Regions from separate parts of the Homo sapiens genome. Here region 2 is linked to region 1. A link is a loop called in an ENCODE intact Hi-C map of the cell type or tissue named here. Cell type or tissue: heart right ventricle. All regions are shown on one strand. Links, peaks and the distances in the headings refer to the core of each region. The heading gives the core; the rest is flanking DNA. Region 1 overlaps WWOX (WW domain containing oxidoreductase). Region 2 holds the start of LOC105371354 (a long non-coding RNA gene).

Region 1 (8,332 bases), core at 246-8,245:
GAGGGGATGACACACTGTGATTCTCAAAGGCATTGCTGTGAACAGTCAAAACACTCATAAATTTCAAACCCACAAGATATTTTTGTTTTGTGATATTATTGGCCGGGCTGAATACAGTCCTGATAATCTTTCAGTTCAATGAACAGGCAGAAGAGAGGAGAGGAGCCAGGCAGGCAAAAGGAATTGAGGTATTTCAGGAACCAGACACTTCTAAAAATACAGCCACATTTGATGGAGTGAGTTGGTGACTCTGTCACTCTTCTTCTCCTGAGCCTGAGATGGCTCCCCACCCTCAGGAGTGAGGGCTGTGATGTCTCTCGCCATCTGCCCAACTTACCTACCTTTCTAGTTCTACCTGCAGCCCCTCTTCGAGCATACACCACAAATATCTGCTACAGGGGACCCCATGCTGTCCATGAGTGCTATGGGCAACGGTGACGTTCCATCTGTCTTAGTGCTCTGCGGTAAACATCTGCTCAATAAGGGGATGGACTTGCAGAATGGGCATGTGATAGGAAGCACAAGATCTCCTGGGAGCACCTCACAGTTCAGAACAATGCCATGTGCCAGGAATTGCCTTATGCTATCATATGTGCCCATGTGTGTGTATGTGTGTGTGTTGGGTGGGGACATGTACAGCCTCCCCTCCCCCCACACAGACAATGAGTCTTTCAAGGAACTGCCCGGAGCCTGGGAGCACCTCATGGTTAAGAACAACGCCATGTGCCAGGAACTACCTTATGCTATCTTATGTGCATATGTGTGGGGGGGGAGGGGGACACGTACAGGCTCATGCGTGTGCGCACGCGCACACACACACACACACACACACACACACACACACAAAATGGGTCTGTCAAGAAACTGCCCGAAAAAATGACATGAGACACACCAACGTGGATTCCAACACCTATCATCATTCAGAACTCTTTCTTTTTTTTTGAGACATTGTCTCGCTCTGTCACCAGACTGGAGTGCAGTGGCGCGATCTCGGCTCACTGAAAACTCCGACTCCCTGATTCAAGCGATTCTCCTTTTTCAGCCTCCTGAGTAGCTGGGATTACAGGCGCCTGCTACCACGCCCAGCTAATTTTTGTATTTTGAGTAGAGACAGGGTTTCACCATGTTGGCCAGGATGGTCTCCATCTCCTGACCTCATGATCTGCCTGCCTTGGCCTCCCAAAGTACTGGGATTGCAGGGATGAGTCACTGCACCCAGCCTAGAAGTAATGTTTAATAAAAATCTCCAGCCCTTCTTTCAGAAGGACCTAGACGGGCTTCCTTCAAGGAACATGAAAAAATTAAGTTGATGTGTGGACACCAACATATGCACATGCATCTTTAAACAGTGTGAAAGAGTCTCATTTCAGCCACATGCTTTCAGAGTCATGTTTTCAAATTCCATGAAGGGCCTGGGAAAACTGTGTTAAATTCCAATTCTGGATCTCCCATACAAGTATGCGAATGATGCCAACAGAAGTTAAATACAATAATCGTTTTGCAGCCAAGCTCCCTGTTCAGAACTCACATGCAAAGTACTGCCTGATCCCAATTAGCTCAAACTTGTTTTTGCTTCTCTTTGTTTGTCGCCTCCTGCCCACCTTCCAGGGACTCCTCATTTTGGGTTATTTGTTCAGACTTCAACTCCAGACACACCACTGTGATTTCGTTTTTAATAAACACTATCCAGTGAGTAGCGGAAAACAATGAGAGGCACCTGCACTCTATTATAACTTCTCATTCCACCCACGAGTGCGGAGCTATGAATAAGTGAGAGCCCCACTAGTCTAAGAATAGTAACAGCGTTTTCCCATCAACACAGCATCCTCCAACTTCAGCTAACACAAGGGACAAAGTACCCTGCTGCCCGCCTCATTGTTTTAAATGAGGGAGGAATGTCCCGAGGGGAGCCAAATGTCTGCGCTCTGCAGCCAATGACTTACCCATGGGTGGGACCAGAGGATGGTCCATTCCAAGCTAGGAAACAGCTGAACATTCCTGAAACCTTAGGGATAGGGAGTGCTAATGACTGACAGTCCAGAAGCCAGAGCCAGAAGTTGTAGTAGAAGGAACATGGGGTGTGGAATCGGAGAACACAAACTCGGGCTCTACTTATTAATAGAACAAATATATATTAACTGCCCAACAAATGTTTAGGCACTGTTCTAGCGGCTTAGGATACCGACAAAATCGTCAAAGTCCCCTGCCCTCATGAAGCTTACAATCTAGCCACTCACTAGCCACTGAGCAAGTTACCTAATTTCTTTTTGTTTGTTTGTTTGTTTCTTTTGTTTGTTTGTTTTGCTTTGGAGACAAGGTCTGCAAAACAGACCTTGATGCCCAGGCTGGAGCACAGCGGCATGATGACAGCTTTCTGCAGCCTCAGCCTCCTGGGCCCAAGCAATCCTCCCACCTCCACCTCCTGAGTAATTGGGACTACAGCCATGTACCACTGCACCCCATTATTTTTTTGATTTTTACTTTAAGTAGATACAAGTTCACGCTATGTTGTCCAGGCTGGTCTCAAACTTCTGAGCTCAAGCAATCCTCCTGCCTAAGCCCCACAAAGCGCTGAGATTACAGGTGTGAGCCACCGCGCCTAGCCAACTTACCTAGGTTCTTTGAGCCTCTGTTCCCCTCCTGTGGAATGAGCTAAACATATGCCTATGCCCCAGTGGCTTGAAGCCTGGAATTAGCTAGTAGTAGCCATGCTGGTAATAACAATCACCACTTTTTTATTTGTTTGTTTAATCTCTTCCAAAGTATTTGTTACCTACAAAAGGGAAGATAATAACTTCACACTGCAGAACCCAGAAGTCATCACATTAACCAAATGATCAAGATTAACATTTCCAAGAAGAATTACACGTCTACTGGAATCAACCTAAATGTCCACAAATGACAGATTGGATTAAAAAAAAAGTAGTGAATATACACCATGGAATACTATGCAGCCATATAAAAGAATGCGATCATGTCTTCTGCGAGAACACGGACGGGGCTAGAAGCCATTATCCTCAGCAAACTAATGCAGGAAGAGAAAATCAAATACTGCATGGCCTCACTTACAAGTGGAAGCTAAATGATGAAAACTCAAGGACACAAAGAAAGAACAACAGACACTGGGGCCTGCCTGAGGGTAGAGGGAGAGAGGAAGGAGAGGATCAGAAAAATAACTATTGGATACAAGGCTTATTACCTGGGTGATGAAATAATCTGTTCAACAAACCTTTGTGACATGAAGTTACCTATATAACAAACCTGCACATGTACCCCTGAACCCAAAATAAAAGTTAAAAAAAGAATTACAGGTCCAATTAACATTTCCAGTAAGAACACACATATACACTAATAATCCCTTGGTAAAATACACTGAGAGGGAAGTATCATTTTTGTACTATTCTTTTCAAAAAAATGGTTTTTATTGTAGTACAATGTATGTAACACAAAATTTGTCATTTTAACTTTTTTTTTGTGAGAGAGCTAGACTGAACTCGTTAAAGCTCACCTTTGCTGTGATCCAACTCTTATTTATTTATTTATTTATTTATTTATTTATTTATTTATTGTGAGACAGAGTCTTACTCTGTTGCCCAAGCTGAAGTGCAGTGGCACAATCTTGGCTCACTGCAACCTCCACCTCCTAGGCTCAAGCAATTCTCCTGCTTCAGCCTTCCAAATAGCTGGGATTACAGACACCCACCACAATGCCCGCCCAATTTTTGTATTTCTAGTAGAAACGGGGTTTCACCATGCTGGCCAGGCTGGTCTCGAACTCCTGACCTCAAGTGATCCGCCCATCTCAGCCTCCCAAAGTGCTGGGATTACAGGCGTGAGCCACCGCACCCAGCGCATTTTAAGCATTTTTAAGGATACAATTCCGTGGCATTAATTACACTCATGATGTTGAACAACCATCACTTCTATCTCCAAAACTCTTTCATCACCTCAAACAGTAATAACCACCTTTGAACATATATTTAGGTTGGGCATGCATGTTCTTCAACCTCAACAGAAGCTGGGGGTTGGATCACTGTGATAGCTTCCTAACTGGATACCCTGTTTCAGTCTTCACCACCTATCCCTTACCAATCCACTCAACACAGCAGCCAGAGCGATCTTTTCAAAGAGTAAGTCAGTTCCGGTCAGTTCTGTGTTCAAGACTATCCAAATGGATCTCCATCCCTTAAAATGCGTGCTCTGGCCAAATGCTAATTCTCTTCCCTTCATCCACACCTGCTGTGTTGCAGCTGGCTTACTTGCATGCCATGCCGGCTGACCTGAGGGCCTTTGCACGTGCGGTTCCTTCTGCCTAGAATGTTCTGCCTCCAGCAATCCCTTCCTTCATGTCTCTGCTCCAAATGTCACCTTTTTAGAGAGGTCTTCCTTGTACAGTCTCTATCAAACAGCACACATAATAATTCTTACGCTCCTCGCTCTGCCTATTTTCCCATAGCACTGATTAGCATCGGTGCCAACCGTCCACAGATGACGTCTCAGTACCAGGCACATTTAGCATTGCTCGGCTTGGGAGGAAAGAAGAGTTTCCCCTTTGCCAGCGGACGCCATGTCCAGCTTCGCCAGTAGAGGGCGCTGCAGGGACACTGGCGCAGACGGGTTCTGGTGCGAAGCTCCCATAGGGGCATCTCCCTGTGGGCGGTTCACTTCGGGGAGGGGGGGAGGGGGCGGGAGTTTCCCGGCACTCCACCCCTGCAGGCTGATTTCCAGAGACTTCCTTGGTAGGCACCTCCCACAGACGTCCTTCCCTGGCACCACAGAGAGCGGTTTCCCAGTGAGTCCCACCTTTATGGGGGCTTCAGTGAGAACCTTTCTGCCATCCAATGGGCCATGGCCCAGTCCAGATCCCAGTCCTGGCCCGTGGGGACCCCAGATTTGCTCTTTCCTGGGTGTACTGCCCCATCCCCCATTGGTACTGGCTGCTCCCAAATCTGTATTCTTGGATTCTTTAGAGTTAAATTTTTTTTTTGTTTGAGACAGAGTCTCACTCTATGGCCCAGGCTGGAGTACAGTGGTGCAATCTAAGCTCACTGCAACCGCTGGCTCCCGGATTCAAGTGATTCTCCTGCCTCAGCCTCCCAAGTAGCTGGAACTACAGGAGCACACCACCAACCCCGACTCACTTTTGTATTTTTAGTAGAGACGGGGTTTCACCATGTTGGCCAGGCTGGTCTCGAACTCCTGACCTCAGTGATTGGCCCACCTCGTATTCCCAAAGTGCTGGGATTACATGCATGACCCACCATGCCCGACCTACTCTTTTTTATTTTATTTTACTTAAAGACACGGTCTCACTCTGTCACCCAGGCTGTAGTACAGAGGTGAGATCATAGCTCACAGCAGCCTCAACCTCTTGAGCTCAAGCGATCCTCCTGCTTCAGCCTGCCAAGTAGCTGGGACCCCCACATGCTCCACCACACACGCCCAACTACTTTTTATTTATTTTTATTTTTATTTTTTTATTTTATTTTTTATTTTTTGTAGAGACAGGACCTCCCTATGTTGTCCACACTGATCTCGAACTCCTGGACTCAGGCGATCCTTCCACCTTGGCCTTCCAAAGTGCTGGGATTACAGACAGGCATGAGTCACTGTGCTCGGCCTGATTCTCTTTACCCTTTAGTAGCCAAAACCCTGTTGTAGCTAATAATTCTTAATATTAAATCTTCCCTGTTAAAATTATGATATAGTTTCTGTCTCCTAACTGGATCCTGACTGATGGAGTAACAGACATGGTAAAAATAAATAAATAAATAAATAAATAAATAAATAAATAAATAAATAAATAAATAATGTGGGGGGTGGGTGGGAGGGATTACATTTGTTAATTACCCATTTTATCTCCATCTGTCACAGAATGCAAGCAAGGACTTTGCTTTGTTTACCACGATGTCCCCAATGGCTACAACATGTGCTTGACAGGTTACAAGCACTGGATAGGAAGGAAGGAGGGGAAGAGAGGGGGCGGAGCAAGAGACATTGTGAAAAAGAGAAAGGATGGAGGGAGGCAGGATGGATGGATGGATGGACAGACGGATGGACGATGGTGACTCCCCCCAACTCCCAGGTGGCATTACACGGGCTGTAACAGCGCCTGGTATATAGTAAGCACTCATGAAATAGTCATATATGAATCTCTTTGCAGCCCTTACATAATTTCCATTTAACCTTTCCATCCTTCCACCAATTATTTGGAATACCAAAATACCTCACTATCAAATGCCAGAGCCTTATAAAGATGGCCTTGTGGCCCCTGCGCCTACCCAACCCCAACAACTCTCTTGAAGAAAAATAACAACAAATTGACCAGAGACTGAAAAAGGAAAGCATCTTTGAACCACACCTTCTGGTGCTTGGTTTTATTCTGATGCTCAAAACAGAATGGAAACCGTCCTCCTCCCCTACACCATGGCGCAGCGTCAGCTTCCTGCTTACAAACAACGGCATTGGCGGGTCATGCTCTCCTTTCTCTTTGACTGGAAAGCCCTTCAGGGTCAGTACCTCATTTCTGGTGTGAATATTCACTTTCTCGTTCCACAAAAAGACCCACCAGCAAGCTGTGAAATGAGCATTTCACAAAAGCATAAAACACGCCGATAATTAAAACGCTGGGCAATTAGAGTGACAAACTACACTCCCCAATCTACAGAGTTAATTTCACAACCTCTGAAAATTATAAAGGAAATCTATTTAGAAATTAGGAAGCTCCAAAGCCTTTTTTTTTTTTTTTCCTCGAGATGAAGTCTCACTGTGTCACCCAGGCTGGAGTGCAGCGGCGCAGTCTCCGCTCACTGCAACCTTTGCCTCCCAAGTTCAAGTGATTTTCCACTCTCAGCCTGGTGAGTAGCTGGGATTACAGGCGTGCGCCACCACACCTGGCTAATTGTTGTATTTTTAGTAGAGAGCGGGTTTCAACATGTTGGCCAGTGTGGTCTCAAACTCCTCACCTCAGATGATCCGCCCACCTCAGCCTCCCAAAGTGCTGGGAGTACATGCATGAGCCACTGCACCAAGCCAGGCAACTTTTTTTTTTTTTTTTTTTTTAACTCATCTATCACTTTTTGGCTTGCTTGAGATTTCACTCTCCAACTTTTTTCTACTGTGACCTAGTTGCTTCAGAATCATACTGGCTGTACTTCTTTGCTTATAAAATAACCGACCCCCCCGCCCCGCAGCCTAAAAAAGGGACAAAATCCAAAGCCAAGAATTACAATTACCCGGTAAAACACATAATAAGAATACAATACAGCTAATGAAAAAGCACAGGGGGTGGAATACCAACCTCCCCAATGTAAACAACAACTGTCTCTTTCAATTACCGTTTTCTTTTTACCTCAACTTCTAAACAGTACTAGAAGACATTAGCACAGTCCAAACTCGTGGTGCTGGAAGGTTATCATTAGCCAAAAGAAAGCAAAAATAGAACCAAAAAGCCATGTGAGTATCAAAAATGGATGTTACTTTCTCCAAAGAAGATACACAAACGGCCAGTAGGCACGTGAAAGTACGCTTAACATCATTAGGGAAATGGGAATCAACACTGCAGGGAGGTAACACTTCACTCAGATGGCTATTCTATTTTTTTAAGTAAAATAAGTATTGGGTAGATGTGGAGCAACTAGAATCCTGATGCACTGCTGGTGGGAATGTAAAATGATGCGGCTGCTGTTGAAGACAGTTTGGCAGTTTCTCAAAAGGTTAAGCACACAGATACGAAACGACGCAGCAATTTCACTCCTAGGTATACATGCAGAAGAATCGAAAGCAGAGATCTGAATAGATATTGGTACAATGTTCATAGGAGTATTATTCAAACACACACACACACACACACACACACAGACACACACACACTCACACAGAAACATTATTCAGCCATAACAAAGAAATTTTGTGGCAGGTGTGGTGGCGCAGTCATCTCAGCGCTTTGGGAAGCCCAGGCGGGTGGATGACCGGAGCACAGGAGTTCAAGATCAGCCAGGGCAACACGGCAAAATCTGTCTCTACTAAAAATAAAAAAATAATAATAAAAATAAATTTAAAAAGCCAGGCATGGTGGCATGCACCTCTAGCTCCTTGGGAGGCTGAGGTGGGAGGATCACTGAAGCCCAGGAAGTCAAGGCTGCAGTGAGCTTTGATTGTGCCACTGCACCCCAGCCTGGGCAACAGAGTGAGACCCTGTCAAAAATGGAAGGAAGGAAGGAAAGAAGGAAGGAAGGAAGGGAGGAAAGGAGAGAGAGAAGGAGGGAGGGAGGGAGGGAGGGAAGGAGAGGAAGAAAGAAAGAAATTTTGATATATGCTACAATATGGATTG
Region 2 (8,332 bases), core at 62-8,061, 170 kb after region 1:
AATAAATCTGGTGGGACAGAAAGGTATTTGACATACTGTTTAATAACTAATTTTTCTATCATTTTAATAAAACTCAGCCTTTAAAAAAGGGTCCCAAATATGAAGAATCAAATATGCTCCCCAGACATGCTAGATTATTTGTCATAAAAAGAGTAGAGATTTTATTGCTGCTAGTTAAATCGTTTCGAGCATATAGGAAGTTTCCGAGGTCAGACCATTCATGTGCCCAGATTTGGAATTTAAGACCACCTGACCCTTTGTCATTTCTATAAAGGCTAGAAAAAATAAAGGGAGGGAACAGATACTTCAACCCAGGAACCCCTGGAGGGCAGGCGACCCCGGCTTTAGTTGTCCTGGGTCCGCAGTACTCCAAATGAGCAGCTGGGAACTGTAAAGGTCCCGTCATGTCAGTAATGCCTGTTCCCTTTGAAACCAAGGGTGGACGCCAACTGACAGGAAGATGGAACGGGTTGGTGACCCTGCACTTGACCCTTCCACAGTATGGGTCTGCAGAAGTCTGACGAACTTACCTCACTTAACTCTTTCTGGGCATTTCTGCACAGAGTGGCTCTTGAACCTCCCAACAGCAGGGAGAACTCCGGTTTCCCTGCTGAAAGGGAAAACACTGTGGCCAAGTCGCAGCTTTATAAGGCAACTTCCACTCTGCCTGGGGCAAGAGCACAGAGTAAGGAGACAGTTATGTAGCACAGGCATTTGGGGGATTCAAACAGACTTGCAATCTGGTTTCATAAATGGTAAGGGCTTTGAAAGAAAGCAAAACAGGATAGACCTCATTATTCTGCAGTAGAGAAACTGGCCTTTTAAGCTGAACCTCATGACTGTATCAGCATCCTGGTCCTGAGTGTATTTTCACAGTTCTTTTCTTTGTTCTGTCTCATGCATGGTGTATTTCTGCTTAGATTTACCAGGAAGGGCCCCGTGGCATGGTCAACGTACGACCTCTCTGGGTTTCAGGCACTCTCAGGCTTGGAGAAAGCCACATCACATCATATCAAATGCACTAAAATGGTTCCATCTCCCACATTCAATATCACTGAAATCTAATGATATAAGATTTGTGTTGCGGTTGACTAGTGACATAATATTATGTTTTGTAGGTATTTAATTATACTTTGATAGATTTTAACTTTGCGATTTTCTTTCCATAATTCAGAGCCAGCAATATTTTTACAGGTCTCAAACATGTGTGCAGGTCCCCGACAAGCTCTTGTACCCTAAGCCCTGCAGGTACCTATTGTACCCGATAGAAAATCCAGCCCTTTTCCGTGGCACCAAAAGACACGCTCCAAAGAGAAATGACAAATATGAAAATGCAATGAAACACCCTGACACAGCACACTCTGCCCTTGACCAAAACAAACACACACACACCCTACTCCAGTTTTTCTCTTAAGGGCCCCTATATCCTCCTTCTCTGTAGACAGCCAAAAAAAAAAAAAAGAAGAACAAATGAGTCACTCCTCTTACGCCAGCTGAATGCCTCGGATGGTCATTCTTTGGAGACTTCTCCGGGTCTAAGACAACAGTTCACACTCTAAGACCCTTTGGTTGGTTTCAGGTGTAAGACTTTGCTAAATTACAGCCCTTAGCACCAATAAAAATCTTTATAACAATTTTTGAAAGATTTTTGAAACAATTTGTGCTTAATTATCATTGGACAAATATATGCAAAGATAAGCTGACAACTTTCCAAACTCTTCCATCGTCTCTGGACTCACAAACAAAAGGGAAGAGAAGTAAATGATGTAAGCGTATTTCATTTACGTACTCACAGGAGCCCCGATTCTTACAACTATTTTGTATATATTTTTAATATAGTTTATTAAATATTGTATTTGAAAATATAAACCGCTTTATTAAAGTAATTAATGTTTTTATAATAAAATATGAAGTATTTTATTAACTGTGTATTTATTGTGTTTTCTGTTTTCTCATTTTGTATTTTAACTAATTAATAAAATCAACTTTTCATCCAATCTGAATCATTCCATTTCTGGCAACTCTTCCACAGCCCCTTGGCCACCATTTGCATTGTTCTGAGAAGTGGGGAACTCTATTCAGTTCACCAGGTTGTGGGCAGACAGACAAAAACAAAAACAGAGTCTGCCCATTAGTCCTGCACAAAAATGATCATTGGACATAATTAATCAGCGATGTGAACCGCTGTGGACATAAAAGACAATTGTCTTTTCTCCCCAACAATCCCTGCCCACTCAAGTGTTCAGGTACTCAGTTACATTCAACACAGGCTAATTCACTTATCCTCAACAAGTGGGCTATTGATTTTTGCCTGTTTTCAGAACAGCCTGTGGCTTTCTGAATGACAATAGCGTCCCCTATTTAAAAAAAAAAAAAAAAAAAAAAAACTGCAATTCTGGGGAAATGCCCTTTCAGTCGTCCTAATCGGGCTGGCTTCACATTTGTCTGGATGTGTTCACATATTCAACTTCGTGTCACTGATTTTCGCACCATTCTTTTCTCCTTATTCCTGCGGAATGTGGCATATTTCTTGTCTTTTTAAGCTGACAGGTCAACAGGATTTGCTTTTGTTCAGAGGGGCTCATATGAAGGGTACAAGAAATTCCCGGACATAGCAGGAGCAGGGCATCAAGCACCCTTTTTTTTTTCTTTCTTTCTTCTCTTGGTCATCAACTTCTGAAAAGCATGTAGCCCACATTCTAATTTTCCAAAAGAATAAATCCAAAGTAACCGTTTCCTTTGTACTTCTACATTAATAGTAAATAGCATCCTTCTTATAAAAGAGAAACAATTTTAAAATGATGTAAAATTTTAAATGTGCTAAACTTTTTAAGTGATTGCACCAAATTAAAAAAGAGACTACAAAGAGAGCCAGTTTTTGTTGAAAAGAAGTATGTGTTTTTACATTAATTATATTAAGTTTTAATAATAGCCCAGTGGTAAATTTTGACTGTGTTAACGAAACCATGATGATTGGTTGTGGACTAGTAGTTTGATAGCCATAAATGTTAAGCGTAAACTGAACAGTGTCTTTAATTTGGGAGGGCATCCCTCGTAGCAGAATGTGTCTCCTAACTAGTATATATTTTGACAATAGGCATTCGAGAAGCTGCAGTACTACTCCAGCCAAAGCTGCCCATTCAATTCAGATGCTGAGTCTATTACAAATGCGCATGTTTCAGCTTCTTGCTCCATGCAAGAGGTATTTGAACTTGCATATTAATTATAGGGCCAAATATGGTGCTGGAAAAAAAGAACAACACACACACACACTCCACTTAACCAGGGGAAAGGTTCAATTTAACCATGAGTGCCCCAACATTGCTTCATCAGAGCTTCTTCCTATCCTTTCCATGAAGGGCAAAGATAACTGGCTATTTTCATCATCTGTAGACACTCAGGAATATGACAAAGAACTATGCCTCCAAGCACGAGAGGCGGAGTTGTAATTCTGGATAGCTGAGTTTCTAAATAAAGAAATTTTAACATTTGGGTTGTTAATTAGGTTGCTCTAGAAAGGGCAGGCATTGGTTGATTTTTTTTAAACTCTGGGCATATTTTCCATTCTTCAGTTAGCACAATGGTAACAGAAAACTGGCTACCCTTTTGACAAGGGCCAAGGGAAAGAAAAAAAAAATAGGCTGGAGTGGTCTTGCCTTTCTTTCACTGAGAGTAGAAGAGCGAGGTTCCCTCCCTTGACATGAGCCCTGTCTTTGTGTTTTGCACCTGGATTTTTTTTTTTTTAAGGACTTAAGAAGTCAAATCACTAAATATTGATTATATAAGACATGCCTGAGCAAGACACACCATGAGGGAGACAGAGGAAGAGGAAGCAGGAGGCTGGAGAGACAACGCTAACAATGAAAAAATTATGGGGAAACAATGACATATCAAATATCATGAAGTGGCAAACTCACAGGATACAGATACATCAGGCATTCCTAGACTTTGAAGGTCTAGTAGAGAAAAAAAAAGCTAGCCAGGCTAACACAGACTTAACAACTTTTAAGTTTGCCAACTGAGGGCTTTAAAAAGAAAACAAAATCAGCATTTAAAAAGGAAAGAAAAGAAGGGAGGAAGGGAGAGAGGGAGGGAAAAAGGGAAGGAGGGAGTGAGGGAGGGAGGAAGGAAAGAAAGGAAGGAAAGAAAGGAAGGAAAGAAGGGAGGGAGGGAGGGAAGAAGACAGGGAGGGAGGGAGGGAGGAAGGGAAGGAGGGAGGGAGGAAGGGAAGGAGGGAGGGAGGAAGGGAAGGAGGGAGGGAGGGGGGAAGGAGGGAGGGAGGAAGGGAAGGAGGGAGGGAGGAAGGAGGGAGGGGGGAAGGAGGGAGGGGGGAAGGAGGGAGGGGGGAAGGAGGGAGGGGGGAAGGAGGGAGGGGGGAAGGAGGGAGGGGGGAAGGAGGGAGGGGGGAAGGAGGGAGGGGGGAAGGAGGGAGGGGGGAAGGAAGGAAGGAATCTTTTTTAAATCTTTATTAAAGGAAATGGTATTTAACATTGAAGAAAAAGGGTAAATAATAGAATCCTAAAAGAAATACTTTAAAATTGATACAACGTAGCTCATGAAAAACTCACTATTTTGTATTTTTCTAATTTTTACAAAAGAATGGTGAAAGTTTTGTCACAGACGGACCTCTGGGATTTAACAGATGACAATTCTCTTTTGCTCACCCTCACAGCATCACTCAGCACCGTGCTTGGTACAAGGGCTCCATGAATATTTGCTGAATAAACGAGGGCCCATGTACAGTAACATCTGCCACACTAAAGCATTCATGAGGGCTAGAGAAGTCAGGGTTAAGAGGACAAGATGTAAGACCATGAAGGCATTGGTGTGGTAGAGAAAATAAGGAAGGGTGCCCCAGGAGTTACATTTGGAGTACATGTAAACAAAGTATTTTGGGCCCATCCACATGCATCTGAATTTGTGTCTTCAAAATTCAGATTCTAATTTTATTTATTTATTTATTTTTTAGACAAGGTCTCGGTCACCCAGGCTAGAATTCAGTGGCGTGATCACAGCTCACTGCAGCCTCCACCTCCCGGGCTCAAGCGATCCTACCGCCTCAGCCTCCTTAGTAGCTGGGACTATAGGTGTGTGCCACCATGGCCAACTAATTTTCTTCTATGTCTTGTAGTAGAAGGGTTTCCCTATGTTACCCAGGCTGATCTTGAACTCCTAGGCTCAAGCAATCCTCCCACGTCAGCCTCCTGAAGTGCTGGGATTACAGGTGTGAGCCACTATGTCAGCCAGCTTCTAATTTTTGAGAGAGTCTACTGACACTGAGTCAGATGGAGAGTGGTCAGTCACTTGTCTGTCCCCACCCCACTTGTTCCAACTAGATAAGAAACAAAGTGTTCTCTTTCAATTTCATTACAGGACATATTTTTTATTTTATTTTATATTTATTTACTTATTTTGAGAGTGTCTCACTCTGTTGCCCAGGTTGGAGTGCAGTGGCACAATCTTAGTTCACTGCAACCTCCTCCTCCTGGGTTCAAGCGATTCTCCTGCCTCAGTCTCCTGAGTAGCTGGGACTACAGGTGGCTGCCACCACGCCCAGCTAATTTTTTATTTTTAGGTGAGATGGGGTTTCACCATGTTGGCCAGGCTGGTCTCGAACTCCTGGCCTCAAGTAATCCGTCCTCCTCAACCTCCCAAAATGCTGGGATTGCAGGCATGAGGCACTGCACCCAGCAGGATATAGTTTTTTAAAATGCATGTAGTTTGCCTGATCACCCAGTGGGGGCGTTCATCCCTGATACTCAGAATGAGATCTTTTTGGTGCAGTTGATGCTGGTGAGAGGACAGGCCCAAAGGGACCTTCTGGCTCCTCCAGTCACCACCTGATGACTTAAACTATGAGCATCCAATGCCTTATCTGTGCCATGAAAATGATATTGGCACTTCTCCAGGTGTGGCAGAGAAGCTGTTAGAAGATGATGTGCATAAAACAGCATAGCACAGAGCCTTGCCCAAGAGTGGGGGCTTAAGAGCAACGCAAGAAGGAAAAATAAATAAACAAATAAAACATCTGATTGCAGTTAGTACTCCACCTCCACCCCGTTCACAATTTCTGAAAACACGCTAGATACTGGCAAGGTGGAGTATTACATTTTGTTGAATCTAAGAACGCAGAATGGTTCTGATCAGGGAGATGGAAAGAGAAAGCTAATCAGCAATGACAAGTAAAAAGTGTATGCAGAAGACAGAGCGGAGATTCAAGTCTCAGGATTGGCAAAAATTACTCAATTTCTCTAAGCCTCAATTTTCTTATCTGTAAAATGGAGAGAATGATAGCATCTACTCTTAGCAGACTTAAATGGAACGCTACAAGATAAACCATGTAAACCATTTTGTGCAGTGCCCAGCATACAGTAAATGGATCGTTAAAGAAAAATGATTTATTGTTATTTTCACTATTCCTGTCATGACAATGATCAGAACAGAGTAACCACTTGAAAAACCTGGCCGGAAGGATATGGCTACTTTAGATTTCAGTTTATCTTTTGCATGGAAAGGGATGATGCTACCAGCACAACAGCTTTCGTTGTCAGCCAAATAAGATCTATCGAGAAGAGGCCGGGTGTGGTGGCTAGCACCTGTAATCCCAGCACTTTGAGAGGCCGAGGTGGGTGGATCACAAGGGCAGGAGTTCGAGATCAGCCTGGCCAATATAGTGAAACCCCGTCTCCACTAAAAATATAAAAAATTAGCCAGGAGTGGTGGCACGTGCCTTTAGTCCCAGCTACTCAGGAGGCTGAGGCAGGAGAATCGCTGGAACCTAGGAGGTGAAGGTTGCAGTAAGCCGAGATTACACCACTGCACTCCAGTCTGGCTGTCAGATCGAGACTCTGTCTAAAAAAAATCTATCCAGATCTATCCAGAAGAGAACAGGAGAATAAAATACGAATGGGAAAATACTGAAGTAAGAGGTAACTCTCACAGTCCTCTATGCTCTGACTAAAGAGAGATTCTACTAGTGTGATTAGTTCAAAAGCGTGTAATAAGCCCAACAGAATCATTTTAAAATAAGACTCTAATTTCAGGAACCTAAGGAAGTCTGCATTTTAATAAGATATTTCATTATATCCCTAATACGAAACCATTGTTTGCCTGACTCTATAATTTATTGTTAGACAGACACTGCACTATTACCAAAGCAAAATGAAACAGATGATGATTTCGCTAATAAAACAATTGGATCATGAGGCAAAACCCAGCTCGGCACTTAAAACAGGGCTGAAAAACTCCGAGTAGGGATCTGCAGAGTCGAATATTCCCAGTTGGAATGTCACCTTTCCCTACTCTTCCGCAGAGAAAATCATTGAAATAGCCTGCTAACAATACCATTACTGTCTCCCTAACTTAATCCTTTGTTCCTTCCAGAGAAAAGACTTCTGCTGATTATGAATATTCCACTCTACAATTTCCATCAATTAATATACTACCACATTCTTATTATGGTATTCATAGCTTCTTGATTTACATTAGAAAGTATATATTTTACACCACGGGTAAAGCTATTTCTTCCCCTTTAACGGAAAGTGCTTATATAAAAAGACCTTACAATTTGGAAAATGGCGGTGGGGTATGTGTGTGTGAATAATGGCTTGGAGATAATAGATTCTATTCTCCTTTCTGGTTTTTTTCCTTTCTTTTTTTTTTTTCTCTCTGCTGGGGAATTCCCATGCACCAGTCAAGGAAGGCAACACAGTTGCCCTGAACCTCCTCTGTCTTACCCGTTTCTTTCTAGAGCTAAGCCTGAGTGTCTCTCCAGAATCTGTCTCCAACAGTTTATAGAATTCAGAGTTTGCAACTTGCTTTTCACAAACACCCAAAGGGGCAAAGAGGGACCCGGCTTCCTTCTGGGTGAGTAAAATAAGGCAGGTGGCACTGAAGAAGAAAGGAATCTTGGTGATAAAGGAGTTCTATATGAGTGGCAGAGAGGCCAACCTGGGTTTGCCTCTCCATCCCTGCTGTGCGAGGAGCCATGTCACTTATACACCCTGAGTCCTGAAGGCCTGACACATAAAATCAGGGTATTTACATCCCTGCCCCAGGTATTATGTGGAAACTGAACGAGGTTGAGGGTGCAGGCAATGCTTTAAATAGTGACAGAGGGATGGCAGAAGCTCTAGTAGGAAAGGCAGTCTCTTGCCCAGGTACCTCCAAAGCTACAGATGCCCTGCAGAGACTGAGATGGCCACAGGGTCACACAGGCTTCTCCCTGTCACGATAGGCAGAGGATTCTAGGCGTGAGTCACCTGCACAGTGACATCTGAGTCCATTCTAGACATCCGATTCAAAGGGTTGAGCACTCCCAAGATGGCTGTAC

Evidence for each region. Peaks named below come from ENCODE experiments on the same cell type or tissue, not always from the same donor. Only the 100,000 strongest peaks of a DNase experiment are listed, where the experiment ranks them.
Region 2: a loop joins it to region 1, with 2.3 times the contacts of the local background. A loop is called at or near these places in 3 of 110 quality-filtered maps.

What each region holds. Positions count from the first base shown.
Region 1 is chr16:78,767,010-78,775,341 of GRCh38, reverse strand. All of the region lies in intron 8 of WWOX (WW domain containing oxidoreductase), which reads right to left. Among named protein-coding and RNA genes, the nearest start is that of WWOX-AS2, 270 kb to the right of the region's middle. RefSeq lists an enhancer at 6,533-6,612. In heart right ventricle, for the core only: a CTCF peak has its summit at 4,588 (motif pointing right); a DNase peak (open chromatin) is centred at 4,581; H3K27ac peaks cover 999 bases.
Region 2 is chr16:78,600,774-78,609,105 of GRCh38, reverse strand. All of the region lies in intron 8 of WWOX (WW domain containing oxidoreductase), which reads right to left. LOC105371354 (a long non-coding RNA gene) reads right to left here and starts at 629. Exons shown (of 2, transcript XR_001752380.2): 1 at 531-629. In heart right ventricle, for the core only: no CTCF peak of the experiment used is centred there; no DNase peak of the experiment used is centred there; H3K4me3 peaks cover 697 bases; H3K27ac peaks cover 2,499 bases.